2 separate regions of the Mus musculus genome follow, and region 1 is linked to region 2. A link is a loop called in an ENCODE intact Hi-C map of the cell type or tissue named here. Cell type or tissue: gastrocnemius. All regions are shown on one strand. Links, peaks and the distances in the headings refer to the core of each region. The heading gives the core; the rest is flanking DNA. Region 1 overlaps Adgra3 (adhesion G protein-coupled receptor A3). Region 2 overlaps Adgra3 (adhesion G protein-coupled receptor A3).

Region 1 (9,404 bases), core at 489-8,488, 56 kb after region 2:
GAAGCAAAGGCAAGGCCAAAAAGTGTAGGAATGAGACAAAACAAGGTGCAAAAGCATTTTCACTAAAATACAGCAGTGTTTTCTTAACTGAAAATGACAATGATCTTTAAAAGAAAGAAAAGTAGTTGGTTCAGGCCAGGAGAAACTGAGACATGCATACGGCTCCCAGTGTCTGTGCCAGCAGGCTTCTCCAGCAGCCAGGCAGTACAGAGCAAGAGTCCCAGCCCTCATTACTCTGATCAGGCAGAGCCTGCACTCACAGTCACCAAACATGGCATAATACCAAGTGCATCCTGACCCTGACGGCACTGTTTCAACATGATATACAACAGACAAATGCTCGAGGATACTAAGAGACCAAGGTCGGAGGACAAATATAATCCAAGGCAGGTTTTACACATCCAGTGAAGCTGCTACCTAGGGAAAGGATGCGATCACATCAATTAATACCACAGGCAGAAAAGAATCTCTATGTAGCAACAAGTAAACAACAGAAGCAGGAAACCCAGAAGGCTTTCAACGTTGCCATGGTGAAGAGGCTGACATTCACTTCTCTTTGACGGATTATAATTCATGTTGTAAGTTCTGAAATATCTTACTTTCAGGGTGTACCCAGCCTCCAGTAGTAAACATATGAATCTTAGGAATGTTTGCTTTCAATCGAGTTAATTTGGAGTATTTGTATATTCCCAGAAGTAAAAGTTAAAAGAAATCCGAGGTGATCTGAGATTTTAGAGCACATTTGTTTATTTACCTATTGTGTTTGTTTGGTTTTGATCAAACACTGCACATAGAGCAACCGATGTTGTCACTTTAAGAAGCTGAACAGTCATGTTAGGGGCCCTGGTACTAACAGAGACTCTACAAAGTGACGGTGTCAGTCACTTCACTTTTTAAGTGGCTTTCAGCATCCTTAAGACTAAAAAGGAGAATATTCTATCAGAATGACAGTACTAAGATCACTCCTGGATTCTCTTAATTTTCTATACTGATTCATGTTCTAGTAGGCAAAGCTGCTATGTTTGACAATGGCCAAGAATATGTAAGCACTAAGCCAACAATCTGCAGGAAAATATACCCTCTACCCAGCTCAGTGACTTAAGATGCCATTTCTGAGTGAAGAATGAAACTCAGCTAAGGAAGAAACTTGCACAGGACTGGTGGGCACTGACTGAATGGCTCTGCCTGTGATTTGGTATAGCTTCAGCGATGGGACTGTCATTTCCTCAGTCATAAAGGCTTTACTGCAATAAATGATAGGTTTTATTGAGGAAAGTAAAAAGGAAGACATTTCATCACACTTAAAAAGTTATAACTGTAACCTTAAAATATAGTTTACAACCTCAAGTTAATATATTCCATCTACACATTACTGGATGTGTTTAAGGATTTTGTGCAGAAAAACAGGATAGGAAGGAATAAATCTACGCTGCAGACGGCTTTTATACTCACTTTTGAAATGGGGGGCTGTGGAACCAGCGGGTGCTTAATATCATATATCACGATGAACCTAAAACCCATTCATAATCAATATTTTTGCTGACACCTTTGAAATTTCAAACCCAGCCAGAGTTATAGAGCTTATATAGACCCATTTCTGTCCTATACTAATGATGTGAACAAGACACGATCTATAGACAACAGGCTGAATGCTATTCGGGCTTCCAGCGCTTCGATTCAGAAACTGTATGGAAGAGTCTGACACCCACTATCATTTCACACAGGACCAAGTTAGTGTGCTGTGCCATCTCCACAAAGATGAAAAAAGAACAAGACTTAAAAGCAGAGGGGGTTTTTAAAAATCACAAGCAAATGGAACGATATAGATTAGATGTCCTCAGCTGCTTGCTGTTATTAGACCCAAAATGTATCAGAACCATGAGAGCTGTCAGTAGAAACCACTCCCTGGATGTCACATGTCACTAAAAGACTTCCTTTTGGAAAGGAAGTTTAAAATATACTTTTAAGAGCACTAACTACTCAGTTCAACTTCAGGAACGTTGACTGCTGGAGACAAAATCCAGGTAAGCAATCCTGTGGGTCAGGGAAGCAGATGGAGTGGCAGTTTTGCTTCTTAGTTTTAACTGTCAACCTGACCTACAATCACCTGAGCAGCCTGGGGGAGGGGGCTGCCTTAGCTAGGGTTTCTATTGCTATGGAGAGACACTGTGACCATGCAACTCTTATAAAGGGAAACATTTCATTGCAGCTGGCTTTCAGCGTCAAAGGTTTAGTTCTTTATTGTCATGGTGGGAAGCATGGCAGCATGCAGACAGAGCTGGTGCTGCAGACGCGGCTTAGAGTTCAACATCTGGATAGGCAGACAGCAGGAAGTGAAGTAACACTGCCTCCAACAATACCACACCTACTCCAACAAGGCCACACCTCCTGAGTGCCACTTCCTGTGAGTCTATGGGGTGGGTGGCTGGCATTTTCTTTCATACCACCACAAGGATCTTCTACATTAGGCTGGTATATGCGGATGTCTGTAGGGCTTTGTCTTACGTTGATTGATTTGGGAAGACGCTGTCCACTGTGAGCTGTCCATTCCCTAAGCTTTGTATCCTGACCTGGGTGAGAGTGGATAAACCAAGCTAAACACATGCAAGCGTGAGCTCACTTTCTCTGTCCCAGACTATGGAACAGAGTGCCTATAGCTAGTTGTTCAATGTTCCTGCTTTGATGTCCCTGCGTAACCTGGAAGGCTACACTGCAGTGAGCCCCTTTCCTCTAGTTGATTTTTGCCAAAGTGCTTCACACAGTGCTAGATGTGTGTGAAACTAGAACAGGCAGGATGGGATGGAAGATGTCTACCCAGTACCTAGGAAGAGGCCTCACTTAGGACCAAGGAAAGCGCAGACATATGCAGAAAATGCAGAAAGGGCCACAGGAAGCTGAAATCAGACTGCAACAGGAAAACTAACAAAGATTGAAGTGGTCACTCAATGCACATAAAAACAAGCCCAAATGTAATATAAATGGCCCATAGCCTTAGTAACGCAGGCAGCTGAGACAGGATGACTGATCATTTGAGGCCAGGAGCTCAAGGACAAAGTGAGACCCATGTCTCCTTAAAAATAAATAAGAAGAGAGACAAAGGATCATGACTTTATAGATGACTGTGCATCCCCAATCAGAAGAGAATGTAAGCTTCATCAAGATACTGTAAGGTACTTACCACAGTGGGAAAATATAATCTGTTCTGGGGGAGACAACCACTCCCATTTTTATGATGAGTGAGCACAACCCCTTTGGCAGGAAAACATACCAATGAAAACACTCTTACAGTATCTTTGAAAAACCTTCCAACACATACATACACTTAACTAAAATATATTACATGCTACATGTCACATAATTATATGGATATAGCAAAATTATCATCATACAACTAGTAAAAGCTAATTACTAAATATACTATGGGTTCCAATAATGTTTTTTTTCCTGTCTACCGAATGCATATTAAAATGATCAAGTATTGCAGTTTCAAGAAGATAGAACTCCTTAAATAGTCATATGGATCAAAGCACAGGATCTAGGGTGTAGTTTGCTTGATAGAGTGCTTGCCTATCATCCACAATGCTCTAGCTTCAAAACCCGATACCACATAAAGTAGACAGAGTAGTGCATGACTATAATCTAAGCACTGGGGAGATATAGGCAAGAGGAGCATTCATGCATGGTCACCTGAAGTAGCAAGTTTGAAGATGACAGGAATTACATGTGACCTAGTCTCAGAAAAGAGAAAGAATATGAAGGAAAAAAAAGGAAGATAAGACATGTATGTACATAGTAAGTTTCCATGTGTTGAGAGGTCTAATCTATTCTTGTAATACAAGCTACAGTACATATTGATACACATTGGGTTTACTGTGTAGAATAATGTATGCCCTTCCTACAACCTTCTCTACAGAGGAAAGAAAGAAAAGCAGGCCAGGTTTAGAGCCAGATGAATCATTAGCCTCTCTTGGCATACACCCTAAACCTTTATGGCCACCTGCCCTCGGCTAAAGTCAGGAATGAAACTCCTTTAAGTGAATGTAGTGCTTCGGCTCTTTGTTGTTGTTGGATTTTTGTTTCTCCACTAATGAAACCATATGCCGAACAGTTCTCAATGTTGTACTCCGGAGCCTATTACACGCAACTAAGCACGTTGCTTACCAATGGTTCCATTCACTTACTTTTGTAGAAAATCATTCCAGAAGGTATGTTTTAGCTTTATATATGTTTCAAAATGTTCTGCCATTACTCCACTCAACACACAACTAAAACAGTGCAGGCATGTAGAATACATCAAGTGCATGAATCTTTTCTTGTTTGAGTATTGCTGATAAACCTCAGAGACAGAAAGACAGTCATGCTGGAGAACCTCTGAGAACCACACTGAGCAGCTTCTCCCCCTAAGTGAATTTCCTCACCCTTTCCAAGAACCTCAGGACAAAAGTCATACCACGTCCTCCAAAACAGTAATAAAAAGTCTACATGACTACCAGGAAGTTTGCTCAGAATGACAATCACATTTACTAGCAGAGTTCAGATCTAACCTTGCCAGTACAGCATGTGCCATCTGCAACCACTGAGGTGGTGCACCGGTGTCTTTTCCCAAAGACATACTGTAGACAGCAGCTGGCCTAAAGAAGGTGCTCACTCTATAAGCAGTGTCCAGTCAGTGGGCTGGGAACCACAGTATAGATTCCAGCTGTTTGACCACCACAGGCTGCCCCTTGGGCAGTGTCCACACTGTCACTTCCTGCTGGGCCATTCCAGACTAGCTCAAAGCTGCAGGAAGGACAAAGGCCTCACCTAGCTGTACATCCTCAGCTTTCATAGATGCTCAACCTGGACCCTTCCCACTGCCTCCTTCCCTTCATTTTCTTCAGTCATTTTTTTCCCCTATAAATTATCTTGTACTTCAGCCCTCCATCCAGACCTGGTCCCCAGAGGCCCCGAATGACAAGGTGCTCACAACATCTGTTCAATAAATGAATGACATAAAAATACGGCTGGGTTTAAGTTTCTCTGTTCAAGGATCCTTCCCTGAGGACTGTGAGATGCAGAGTAGGTAATTTACTGGCCTCTAGTGGTACAGAGAAGTATAAATCTAGACCACTCGCTCCTTCCTCTCTGCGGCTCCAGGGATTTTTCTGAAAATCTACCAGATAATGTCTAGTTGTCTTTCTTCTTCTATTCCAAAATCCTAAGAAGTATGTCCACGTTATTGCCTTTCTAACATTGGGATCCCCTTAAAACTGATGTGGAAAGGAATCTCCAGCTGCTAGGGAAGGAAGAACCATGGATTTATCAGTGACTGTTGTCGTTGGCTCACATACAATCTGTGGTTGAATTTTAAGTCTGGATCTTTAACTGTGGCTTAGTGCTTACACACCAAGGTTCCACTACAGTGCAACACTGAAATTAAAGGTTGTATAACAGAAGATAGGACAGTCAGTGTGAGTGAGGACAAGCGATGCCACTGTCAGAATTTAACATTTCAGAGGGTAGGGGACTGCACTCCAGTGCCACAGGAAACTTTGAAGCCACATCTCTCTTAAGTTCTCATCCACCTATAAAAGAAGCTTAGGAAAATGCAACTCAATTGGGGGTTAGGGACGAAGGAGAAGAATCAAGATTAGGAAGCTAAACAAGTTTTTAAAAAATGCTTCAGAGCCATCTAAACTATAATTTCATGACTGAAGATATTCTTTTAAAATTTTGTTTTTATTAAAATACCCTACTGTCAAATTTGTATGCACAACACACACACAGAGTAGAGAAAAATGACCTCTGGAACACAATTATACACCACTGCATATACACAAGCACACTCAATAACTTGTGCAGCACACAGCATATGCCACAATAAAATATTGGACACATCTTTAAAAAAAAAAAAAAAACAAACAAAAAAAGGAAACTCTGGTTAAAATAGTAAATTGTGAGTAAAAGAAAGCAGGTATCCTGAGTTACAATGTTAAGTAGTTTCTACCCATCTACTTCTTAACTTCACCTAGTTATTTTCAAGTTGAAGCTGGAAAGGCATTGTATTAAAATGATCTCACGCAGACCTGGAATGGTTAAGTGACTTGGAATTCTGGTTGAGAGGACTGGGGATTGGCAGAGATTCTAAAGACGTGGCTCGTTGTGGTGTGGCGAAAGAAACCTCCATGTTTAGAGTCGCCAGCTCTTAAGAGAAATAAGTCATCTCTCTCTAGCCCCAGCAGCATCTGAGATTCTATGACTTAGCTAACACTCATCTCTTAGGCCGTCCTCCACGGTTCTTAATACTGCTTCACAACCTCCATCTTAATCCTTCTGCTTTGAATTTGCAAATAAATCCTCCGCTCAATTTTCCAGACCACTAATTTCCTAAATCCTGAGTCACTTCCCTCCTGCCCTTCAGACCAATCATTGACCCGGGACAGGCTCCTTCACATCTCAGCCTCACAGCTAACTCCGCAGAGCTCCCTTCTCACCCTTTCCCACGCTATTCTTGCCCTATGGATCTGTTATTCTTTCGGATCTGAAATACCCACTAGAATTCTCCTGCGTTAACATCTCACCAAGGCTTCCAAAACACTGGCTCCTTGCCGGCTCACAGTGTTGATTTCTCAAAAGTCTAATGACCCTTTCTGGTTGTTCATGGACTGATCAATACTGAGGGGCAGCAAAGGATCTCATTAGCATATATGAAAATAAGGATGGACACATACGACACAACCTCCTTTATGCCGAATTTGGGGAGTCTTGTAACCTTAGAGAGTGGAGTTACACAGGCTGCAGGGACTCAGTAACTTCCTGCTTCCAACTCCTACTCTGTTGAGCCTCCGCAGATGATGGGCAGAGAACAAGCAAAGTGGTTTTGCAGCTGCGGCAACCTCATATCAGCAGCTCCTCCTCTGGGCCCAGCTAGACAGAGCATCTGTCTCAAGGTCATCAGTTGCTGGCTGGGCACTCTCATTACCCACTTCTGCTGCCACTCCCCACATTTTCAGTTCTTGGGACTCTTCCAGAGCGCTGTTCAGAACGTCATTTTTCTAGTGAGTTGGCACTTTCTCTCCTGGGCTGTAAGTTCCTCTGCTGTGGGGTCTCACCATCAATCCCATCCATCTGCCGGGTTTTACTCCTGAGTCCCCAGTGCTCCAGGGCCAGGGGAACTGCTCTCTCATTTTTCAGCCCTCTTTGGGTTTCTGCTACAATTTTCAACATGATCTTGAACAGGACAGAAGTAAGAGAGAAAGATAGGGGGAAAAAAGAAAATTTCAAATATCTTATCCTTAACAGAATTTTTACTTTAATCACAAGAGTGTCCTGTGGACCAAAGCTAAGGTACAGACCCCATATGAAGCAACAGGATGTCCCTGAGCATAATAAGCATTCATTTGCTCTATGCATGACTGTGCTACCGGGAGCCACTCCATCACCAAAGTGGGTCGTATGACTGACTGGGCAAACAAATCTGTTGTTTTGGGGTCACTATTCCAGTCCCTGCCTTTGTCTCAGTAGTTACTAAGCAGGTAACACCACGACAGAGGGTAGACTCTGGCACACAAACTACCTGCGTTTAAACATTAATACCAAGATCTGGCTTCAGCATTCTGCATAAGGTTCTTAACCTCTGTTACTCAATATCTCATCTATAAATTATTCTAGGGACTTAGAAAATGAAAGCTTTTAGTGGACATAGAAGCCAAGTGTGGGAAAGTACTTAAGGTGGGCCTTTAGCACTACTTAATAAGATCCAAGCCAATCACAACAGCCAGACCACAGCTAGCCAAGCAGGAGTTATCATTCAGCACCACCCAATGGTAACTGCATACTTGACCACACTGCCTTCCTCAAGGCCTGGCGCAACTGCTCAGCTAAACCAGCCTGCGCCAGCTGTTACACTGTTGAGGTTCCTGTGCGTCTTGCCCAGTTTTAGGGTAATCTTGTGCAGGCAGCAGGATGGGTGGTACCCTGTAACAACTAAGGATGGCGGGGTACACACACAGACCCAAAGGGGTAGGAACACCACCACTAGCAAGATCCCCAGAATTAGAGCAATGCGAAGCAGCAGCCTGCTAATTAGCTCTCTTAGCAAATGCACGCAGGAATCCCTATTGTGCTGAACAGAAGACACCTAAATTTGTCGGACATCTCAGATTTATTCATCCAAGAAATCTTTTCTACAGAATTCATCCAGCAGAACTTAGCTACATTCTCAAAGCTGTAACCAGCACCCAACTTCGATTCCCACAAAGTGAACAATTATATAAAATGAGACAGCAAGTCAAAACCATCAGCATGGAACACATGATTAGAGTCTTAAGATTAAAAGGTGCCGTTAATAACCATACAAAGACAACAAAAATATGCCCGGGTACACAGTAAACCCTAACTCTCCAAATGGCTCATTAAATAACCTTCCAAGTTCCCAGTCAGCTTTCTCAAAGACCCAACCCTTGAAATAATACATAAAAGCCTGTTTTTTTTTCCTCATTTGCTTTCAATGCTTTACTTAGCAGTTTCATAAATAAAAAGTAAATAACCTATTTTTCAGCGTTAACATTAAACACAGTGAGTTTACATAAAGCTAAATAGCATTTAGTTGATTAAGAAAATCTGAAGGGTTTTTAACACCATACTAGATATCGTTCAACAATGTCTAAAAATGAAAAACTGTTTATTAAACAACACTCCATCATATCTTACAAACACATTAGCTCCTTGAGAAAAGGAAGCCCATTCTTCAAGGTGCCGGTACATCACAGAGAATGTTGGACACTTAATATTTATGAATACAATAAAAGTGAGTTTATTTGGCATTTTAATCAAACAGAAAGCTTTCTACTGGGACTACACTGAGGTTCTTGAGGATTCAAAGATTTGATTTTTCAGCTGAAAATTTTGATGATGTATCAATCACTCATTAACTCAGAATATATTTGAGAAACTACTCCGCTCTGGGAGAGACACAACGGATACAGGAGCAGACCTCAAGGACTAATATGCACACATGCTATGAGGAGGATGCATCACTGCTCCAAAGAGAATACAGACTTTCAGGGTGGCTGAAGGCGAGTTGATTAGGAGAACATATTTCTGAACTATATACATCGTAAGCTGTCCCCTCCCCAACTCCAATGGGTGGGAAGTTAAAGACAAACAGTAAAATCCTTGTAATCTTGCCAAGGTTTCCATAAACAGTTCACAACTATCAGATCAGTCCTGGCAGGGACTGCATGGGCTCCTCTACCAGGTAGAACTGGTCAGAGAAGGCACAGACGATTCTGGGTTCACAGGAAGGGTGGAGGAAAGAGGCAGCCACTGAAGTGGCACAGGCAATAGCTACAAAAAAGTGGAGATCTTACAGGCTAAGGTAGACAAGTGCGCTTTCCTAAAGCCCACATTCTCAGTACAACATG
Region 2 (9,404 bases), core at 906-8,905:
AAATGCCCAACGCATTTCCTCCTGGCCTTTTATAAGGAAATGTTGAAGTCTCTCTTTTCCTTTTTTTTTTTTTTAATACATCAAAATCACCTTTTGTTTCCGAAGCAAATGTCAAGAAATGCCATACATGTCTGACTTAAATAGGAAAATACATTCTAGCAGAATCTTCTGTAAGCTAAGTTTCCTGCTTAGCAAATCCTTTTAGTTCAGTACTTCCAATCAGAAAACAAAAGTTTTGATAGCTGTGTCTCCAATTAACAGAAACCAAATCCTCTATGTAAATGTCACCAACTTTCTTCAAAGTGTTATCTTTAAAGATACGGCAACAGTGAGAAAGCTGTAAGACACAAACATGGACCGTTTACTACCTGGAGACAGCTGTGCAGGGACCCTGTACATGATGAAACCCCACTCTGCTTCTGGCCCTCTTGCTTCTGTGCCCGGCACCCCAGCTTCCACCTCCCACAGTCTTTTCTAGGTATGACTCTCCCCCCCAAAACCAGGAAATGGAAACATGTCCTCAACAGAGCAGAGAAGGAACAAGAAAATTCCTCAGGGCTGAAATTAGCTGATGGCTCTTCATATCCCAATCAGCATGGGATGAAGGCTGTGGGCAGTTGACAGCAGCATCTTTATTTTGTAAGGGTACCACCAGTATCACACTTTAGTTTATCACAACCAAGTGTGAAATAAAGTCCTCTTCCAAGTGCACAGAGCCATGATAGTCGGATGCACTCTCTTACCTGTGGTGGTACATGTAACTGATGATAACAGCCAAGAGACACAAGAGGAGAGTGATGGCAGTGGTGTAAACCACAGGGTGCAGGAGACTGGCTGCTGGGGTGTACAACTCTGTCCCAGTCAGATCCTGAGGAGACAAAAAATGGTCACGGGCTGTTTTTTTAATTTGGTATTTTCTTTATTTACATTTCAAATTTTATCCTCTTTCCTCATTTCCCTTCTGAAAGTTGCCCTCTCCCATCCCCCTCCCCTGCTCACTAACCCACCCACTCCTGCTTCCCTGTCCTGGCATTCCCCTACAGTGGGGCATCACGCCTTCACAAGGCCAAGGGCCTCTCTTCTCACTGATGTCCCACAAGGCCAACCTCTGCTACATATGCGGCTGAAGCCTTGAGTCCCTCCTCTGTACTCTTTGGTTGGTGGTTTACTCCCTGGGAGATCTTGGGGTACTGGTTGGTTCATATTGTTGTTCCTCTTATGGGGCTGCAAACCCCTTCAGTTTCTTAGGTCCCTTCTCTAGCTCCTCCACTGGGGGCCCTGTGCTCAGTCCAATGGTTGGATGAAAGCATCTACCTCTGTGTTTGTCAGGCACTGGCAGAGCCTCTCAGGAGACAGCCATATCAGGCTCCTGTCAACAGGCACTTATTGACATCCACAATAGTGTCTGGGTTTAGTAACTGTATATGGGATGGATCCCCAGGTGGGACAGTCACTGGATGGCCTTTCCTTCAGTTTCTGCTCCAAACTTTGTCTCTGTATCTCCTCCCGTGGGTATTTTGATACCTCGTCTAAGAAGGCGTCATGGGCTACTATAGACATTTAGCTACTGGGTATTCTTTGAATGCCTGACATGCTGTTGACCAAAAACTCTGGCCCTGACTCACATCTCTGTGTTGTATTTGGACTAATGTCTTCCCACCTTATGTTGTATCAATTATTGTACTTTTATTTGATTATTTTTTTAAGAAAGGAGGAGTTTATTTTGGCTCACAGTTTCAGAGAAAGAAGAGTCCATCACAGCGTGCAGTGGCTGCAGTAAGAATCTTATCTCATTCCCTCCACACACAGGAAACAAAGACAGACAGTAGGAAGAGAGGTGAGGCTATAAATGCTTAATGCCTACCCCAGCGATGCCCATCCTCTACTTCCTAAAGATTCCATATCCTCCATACATCATCAACAATGAACAAGAGATCACCTAAAAAACTACAGTACTGTACTTTACACAACACTCAAAATTAGTGTTGGTTGAACAGTGAAACTAAGTATGTTAGGAAAACCATACTGGGATGTCTTGAAGAAAACAAAGAGACAATTTCATATAAAAAAGGGAAAATTTAAAAGGAGAAAAAGGCAAGTAAAAAGACCCTCTTGAACTTGGGATAGGCTGGGATTTCATAAACAGGATGTAAAGATCACTGATATAAAAAAAATCCTAAGAAGTCAGGCACAAAACCTTTAAGGAATCCTGTTCACACCAGGAGCAGGAGCAGAAAAGGAGAGTCTGAAAAGGGCTCTGCAAAACCTACATGCACAGAGAGCGTGTGCATTCATAGCCCATCAGGAACCCAGAAAACAAGCCAGGCACACTGGGGCTGGCCTTTGCCCTCAGCCAACTCTCTAAGTATCCACATGCAGGCTCAACCTCCCAGTCACCGCTGTAGGAATAAGAACCACACTCTCGGAACACAAGAGACGGAGTGAAATCACTCTCATCAAAGTGAAGATTCTAAGGATCAGCGAGAACGACAAGGAACTAAGAAATGTCCTAACAACCAGGACTAAGCTGATGCCGATGATTCGGTAAGCTGTGGGGCATTAATGTTGAAGCTGAGCATGGGAATGGTTCACAGTCTTGGCCTCCACTCATAGGAATGTACAGTCAATCAAAAGCACACACATACAGCCTGGCAGTGCTGGCGCATGCCTTTAGTCCCAGCACTTGGGAGGCAGAGGCAGGTGGATTTCTGAGTTCGAGGCCAGCCTGGTCTACAGAGTGAGTTCCAGGATAGCCAAGGCTACACAGAGAAACCCTGTCTCGAAAAAAAACAAAACCAAAACAAAAGCACACACGTGACTCATCAAGGTCAAGTTCCACTCACTCACCTGATGTGCATTATCAATATAAGGGACAGTTTTCAGTATTTTCAATGCGAGGATGGAACTAATGTGCATGTACTAAAAAATACAAGCTACTGCTTCACACAAAAAGAAATCCCCCCAATGTAATGGGGAGATGGGGGAGATGGACGGACACACAAAGCAATACCATGGGCCCAGTGTGTGGAGTGTGAGCACAATTACAACTTACGTATGGCACTCAGTGTTAGAAAAGGGGAAGAAACGCATGGAACTTCTAAGTGCTGGAGTAGCAACCATGACGAGTAGTGGTGGGCAGGACATGGAGACAGCATTTATCCAAACTCCAGGGTTTATGTACCTTGCCCAGTATTGAAAGTTAATGGAAAACTGAAGGCCTCATCCCTCTCATCCTTAGTTTCAGCTTGCAGAAATTCACGCTGCACAGACCTCATGGAATGTTAAAGTGGCATGTACAAGCAAACTGCTGGAATCAGACTCAACAGAGAAATTCTAAGGCCATTAAGGCAGGGCTAGAAGACACTCCTCAGAGACTACAGAGGAGACAGACAGACAGACAGACAGACAGTATGCTTTCTCCCTGTGACATGTGAGATGCGAGATTCAAGAGATCAGGTACTGCAGTATGGTTAGAACAACTCTGGATCAACTGCTTGGATTCTAGTTATTGTTCCAAAGCTAACCTACTTCAGTTCCAGACCTATAGACAAAAGACTATGACAACTGCCTATACCATAAAAATCTCAGAGAGTGCCTGACACACGAGTGCCTACTGCAGATCAGCTACCACCACAGTATCTCCAGTGCCTGAGCATCAGCAGTCCCACAGTGTGTCCAGTGGTAGGTAACAGATGTCTTCTTAAATCACTTTCTATCTTACATTTTGCTTTTGGGTTTTTGTTGTTGTTGTTTCTCTATATTCCTTATCTGTCCCAAAACTCACTCTGTAGACCAGGATGCTATTGAACTCATAGAGAGCCATCTTATATTTTGAGATGGGTACTCTCACTGAAAGAGTTTACCAATTTGAATAGACCAGCTGGCCAGAGCACTATGGATCCTCCTGGCTCTATGTCCACAGTGGTACTCCTCCTTAATGATATCTCCAGTGACATCTGGCTTTTTAACTCCAGGTCCTCAATCTTTCTCAGCAAGCACTTTACCTACTAAGCCTTCTCTCCTTCCTGGAAGCAGGGTTTAGGAGGACGCATACAGCAAGCAAGCATGTGGAAAAAGAGGTGAAAAAAGGGCTACATGAATCCTCTTCAATATGCAAGGAGCTATTAGCTGTAGTTATGCAAAACCGATAGCTTAGGGGTTCCCACAGTATCTTCACATACAGACGTAATTAAACCATCTGATGGAGATGGGTATGCTGTTTAAGTTGTTCAGGTATTCCGGTCAGCTATGTACTAACTAGAGCTGGCTTGCTCTTACTCAGCATGCTCAGTTAGCACTATTAGAGGAGTAAGAAAGTAGCCACTGGTCTTTACATCTAGACAATCCGAGAAACAAAGGCAAAGCAGACTGTGAGCACTTTGACCTTACTGATGAGCGAGGTATTAAGATCCTACATCGTGTCTGCTCCTATTTGCCTCTATTGCCCAGAGTTCCTTTGATTCTTCTGACCCCCCACTGGGTACTTCTGATATCAATGCAGCAATTCCAACTTCTGCTGATATTTTCCCCCCGCAGGGACTGGGCAGCTTCTCTGTAACTGACTGTAGGGATTAGCAGAACCAACCAGGATATCATCTATTGTAGACATAGCAGCAAAAACAGCAGTTATATATCGTTCTTTAAAGCACATGGCTGATCTTCCTAGCGACCTGGGCATTTAGACTTTCCATAAAGACCTAGGAAGACAGCACTCAAGAAAAGCAGGATTACATTTATGAGTCAATAAGAGGATAGAAGAAACAAAGCAACTGTTTACAGTTTAAAAAAGGCATTGCATCTGTCTTAACTTGGTGAAGTAGTGTAGGACAGGTGTAATCTTCTCTTGCCGTCCTGAGGACAGCCCCAAGGCTTCATGCCTGCCACATAAGCCCTCAGAGATATGCCCACAAACTAAGTCTGTCAGACGAAGAAGCAGCTCTAAATTTTCCACACACTCTATGGTAACTTTATAACTTGGTCAACTATCCCAGATGTGTTTCCAGCTTCTGCCTCTAGGTGGCAGTTACAGCTCAGAAAACAAGAGTCTCTGAAAATAGGGAGCAAGATCCCAGCAGGCTTCTAGCTTTAAAACACTGTGTTTCACATTTTTTAGAAGATTAAAAATCTGAAAGATAAAAGAAGAGCTTATTCCTTCTAGAAAAGGATTATACTAATTTAAATAGTTTAGAAGACAGTTAGGAAATTCAAAAATAGAAGCTTTCAACTAGTATTAGATTAAACAAAAACAAAAGTTTCACATGGTGCGGTATCACAGCGAAGCTTAAAATGCAGTATTTCTGTGTTTCCGTTATTTTGCTCAACTTCTGATCAGTATTTCATACATTTCAGATAATCTTATATTTCCTATTGTTTCTCCTTCAAATGCTACATGGTTTCCAAATATTTTATTCTCAAATGTGAATGAGAAACATTCTAAAGACAAAACCAATCAAAATGCAGAATTGTGGAAGCAAGTCTCCCTCCGCTGGTCTCATTTACCACTTAACTCCTGCTACTAGAGGTTCGTGATCACTGAGGAAGAGGAGATGGGAAGGTCTTAAACGGCCAGAGGAGCAGGGATGTCAGAAGCTACATCCATGAAGTCTCACCAACATGACTGCCCAAACATGAGTGGAACAAGGACACCAATGGATACACTAATGTGGAAGGCTGAACTCACAAAGCCTCAACCTTACACATGAAACCTGCAGGCAACTAAGGAAAGCTGAGAGCTGGAGAATCAGTCTTCTCACACCAATACCCAATGGTCAGCCCTGAAAACACACAGTAACATGATAGACTGAGCAGGTTGTATCTATGTAGTTAGAAGCACACACACCACCACCATCATCATCATCACCACCAAAAATAATTAAGGAAAAGGAAGTCATGAATTTAAAAGAGAGCTGGGGGGGGGAGGGGGGAGAAGGATAATGAAGGATAATGCAACTGTATTAAAATTTCAAAAAAAGGGGGAGGTCCTAAAGAGAAATTGTCTCAAACTTTAATTAATGTCACATTTTATTTATGTATCGTGTGTGTGTGTGTGTCTAGGGTGAATGGCATGCCACCTGGAGGTAAGTCAGTGGATAACTTGAAAAATCAATTCTCACTGGGCATGGTGGCGCACGCCTTTAATCCCAGCACTCGGGAGGCAGAGGCTGGCAGATTTCTGAGTTTCAGGCCAGCCTGGTCTACAAAGTGAGTTCCAGGACAGCCAGGGCTACACAGAGAAACCCTGTGTCGAAAAACCAGAAAGAAGAATCGATTCTCTTCCCCCACCAATGTGGGACCTAGGGATGGAACTCCGAGCTTCAGGCTTGGAGAAGAGCACGTCGCCTACACAGCCAGCTCACAAGCCCAGCAGTGCTTTAATTCAAAGACCCTTGCCGAACAGTGAAATGTGAATTTCCAGAATCCAGACACCTCATTAGCTATGAACACTGGCTTAAAGAACAAAAGGTAAACACAAATAATAATAATAATAATAATAATAATAATAATAATAAAAGTTGGTTCTACTGGTATGTAGTCCTCCACCCTTCAAAGATCCCAAAACTGTGCAGGCGGAAGTATAGGTATGTTGGATACGGTTCAAGTGCACTGCTTACAGCTGTGTGCAAAGATTCATGGTGTCACTGTCACCACAGTCCTATCACCTACAAAATATCCATTTTCAAGCCTCATCTGCCAAGGAACCAGGAAAAGCATTAAAAAAACAGAAGCAAGGAAAGTGAAGGAACAAACACTGGGGAAAATGATTATAATCCGGACTTGCCTCAAGATCATTTCTATTGGCAAATGCTATCACATCTTAAAAAGAAAAATCACCAAGTATATAACAAACTCTGTTTCAAGATTATCTATACAAGTATAAGTACACTTATAAACTATATGTAATACATATAAGTAATACTGTCTAGATACCAGATTCACAACTGAAATTAAACAGGGGAGACTTGGCTGTTTATGAGCAATGTCTCCATACCTGTAGTGACCTCTCTGTGCTCTGCACACACAACCAAGACAGTGGCACCATGTAACAACTGCAAAATAACAGCGAAGTAGCTACAACAGTAACTAAAGTGGGCCATTTCATCCTCATGTGCTCAGGACAGAGAAGACTGAAGCAAGGGTCTCCAGGGTCTCAAGATTCAGGCCAAGTATTTTAGGAGACCTGACTGCACGTATTAACAGAAGTTCCTTTAAGAATGGCTAATGGTCAACAGCAGCGGTGAACCAGAGTGGGCAGTGGAACTGACTGACAAACAAGTGACAATCAAACCGACAGCCTTCAGTGCTGTTCTGCAGCCACAAAATTTATTAAAGTCACTGCCATCAATTCCCACGGCCATTGTCCACTCAAAAGGCTAACAGTGTGGGTATGTGGTCAGAAACCTTTTGTGAATTGCTGTGAATCCTTCAGCAAAGAAATCGCCCCACCCTGAAGGAGTCAGACTGCAGAAACCCAAGCCATCTCTTCATGTTTTAAGGAGGTCAGCGCCTAGCTGATCTGACTCCCTTATAGTTCACTGAGAAGCCGCTACAAAGTGCAAGCACATTCATTTCACTTGGTAGTAACTCAATTTCCCTTGAAATCCAGAATCACCTCTTACATAATTAAATGGAGCCAGTTATGTTAAGTTAAAAAGTAAATTCTTCGTTTGGGCTTAATTATGCATAGAGAACCATTACAATATATAGTATTTATAGACCAAGTTAACAACGGCCACACCATTAGCACAGCATAGTTGCCCAGGGAGCCGCACTGAATGGTGGTGATGTTCTCATCCGAGTAGAGTATACAGCACCCATCTGACTTCCAGCCTCCTTGTCCGTTCAGCAAATCAAAGTCCCACTGCGCTGCAACCGCATCTGCTCCGTGGGCAATTCGGCGCAGCGTCACATTAACAGGGATGTGGTGGGTATCTACGGTTGCACCATCTGGAGAAAATGGGAAAGAACGGTATTTCTCAAACAAACTTCATAAACAATTAAATGCCAACTTATACACTGATGGGCACTCTGCAAGATCCTTTTTCACTAGTGACTCATTAAATCAACAGAGAACAAAAATAAGCATATTTTTAGGAAGAGCAACCAATAAAGCCACAGTGCCGAGCGACTGTCGGGTAACATCTGCCACACAAACCTATTTTCGTGAGGATCACAGGGGTCACTACTGTCCGCCGCTTGCCATCGTCTGCCAACTTTGTTGAATTTCCTGTGGCTGGAAAAAGCTTTCCGTTGCGGAAGGCAATGAGCTGGAGCTTATAGAGGGCGTCATCCGCCGCTCGGGCTTCTCGCTTGTGTTTTGGTGACAAAAGGGAGGAAGGAAGCTGAATGGAGGCCTCCATGATGGTGTTCTGAAAAAAGATGGATATATATTATAAATAATATATAATATATATATGATATATATATATATATTATAAAATTCACCATACTAGTGTGAAAAAACTTGAACAATGTCAGGTAGTCAAGAAAATGTTCAAATTATATGCTAAACATGTCTTCAAAAAGTGTATACAAAAATGAATATTTAAAACAACTAACAAGTCCAGAAAAAAAAAAAAGTCTGAGCAGTCCAGAGCAGCATAGGTCAAAAGTATAAAAGAGAGAGAAATCCAAGTTCTTGTTCCAAGAGTTTAAAAATAAGAGAACTGTTCATTTCCCCCATGACAACATACGCAGCTACGGCAGGCAGCATTAAGGAGATGGAGAGCTCCAGTCATCAGTTTTACAGTTACCAAGAATAAGCAGGAGGGGCGAACAGAGTCAGGTTCACACAATAAAAGACCAAGATTTTAACGAGAAAACCGAAGTTTAAACTCAACACCCCGCTACTTCAGCATGTGTGTCCCTGCGACTAAGAAACAGTGCTTGGGAACCACAACAAACGGAAGGGAAAGTGCTTGACAGCCAGGGTGCCCTCACTTCTTCACAGCTGAGCACAGCCGGAAGGTCCAGCAGCAGTATTGTCTGTGTCTACTGCGGATTTTAAGTTACAATTCAACCTTAATAAAACACGTTAACTTTAACAAAGATAAGCATTCAACTTTAACAGGAAAAAAAATCTGTATGCTCATAGATTTTAACCTACCTGAAAATATTCACTAAAGGAAGAATTTATGACAAAGTCATTTTCTTAGCCACCAACCCCTTTCTCCCTCCAAAGCAATCTACAGGGAACCAAAAGAATTTTTTCTTGAAAGACAAAGGTGATTATTATTGTACTTTAATAATACTTTGCTTGTGAGACTTTTAGAATACTGCCCCACATGCTAAGGCACCATATAATTTGACTAGAGACTCCTGCTTACATCTATGTCCTAGCTCAGAGGTGGAGACAAGAGTGCCACAGCAGGAGCCTCTGCTCTGCATGGGCCTAGTGTGCTGGGCCG

The links. A loop is a pair of places that touch in the nucleus more often than their neighbours do. Peaks named below come from ENCODE experiments on the same cell type or tissue, not always from the same donor. Only the 100,000 strongest peaks of a DNase experiment are listed, where the experiment ranks them.
Region 1: a loop joins it to region 2, with 6 times the contacts of the local background. A loop is called at or near these places in 13 of 42 quality-filtered maps.

The regions. Positions count from the first base shown.
Region 1 is chr5:50,027,513-50,036,916 of GRCm38, forward strand. All of the region lies in intron 1 of Adgra3 (adhesion G protein-coupled receptor A3), which reads right to left. LOC115490186 (a long non-coding RNA gene) reads right to left here. Exons shown (of 2, transcript XR_003955916.1): 2 at 6,708-9,404. Among named protein-coding and RNA genes, the nearest start is that of Adgra3, 27 kb to the right of the region's middle. In gastrocnemius, for the core only: a CTCF peak has its summit at 5,084 (motif pointing left); no DNase peak of the experiment used is centred there; H3K4me3 peaks cover 428 bases; H3K27ac peaks cover 1,272 bases.
Region 2 is chr5:49,971,208-49,980,611 of GRCm38, forward strand. It overlaps Adgra3 (adhesion G protein-coupled receptor A3), which reads right to left. Exons shown (of 19, transcript NM_133911.1): 13 at 8,153-8,366; 14 at 7,736-7,944; 15 at 744-868. Among named protein-coding and RNA genes, the nearest start is that of Adgra3, 83 kb to the right of the region's middle. In gastrocnemius, for the core only: no CTCF peak of the experiment used is centred there; a DNase peak (open chromatin) is centred at 5,003.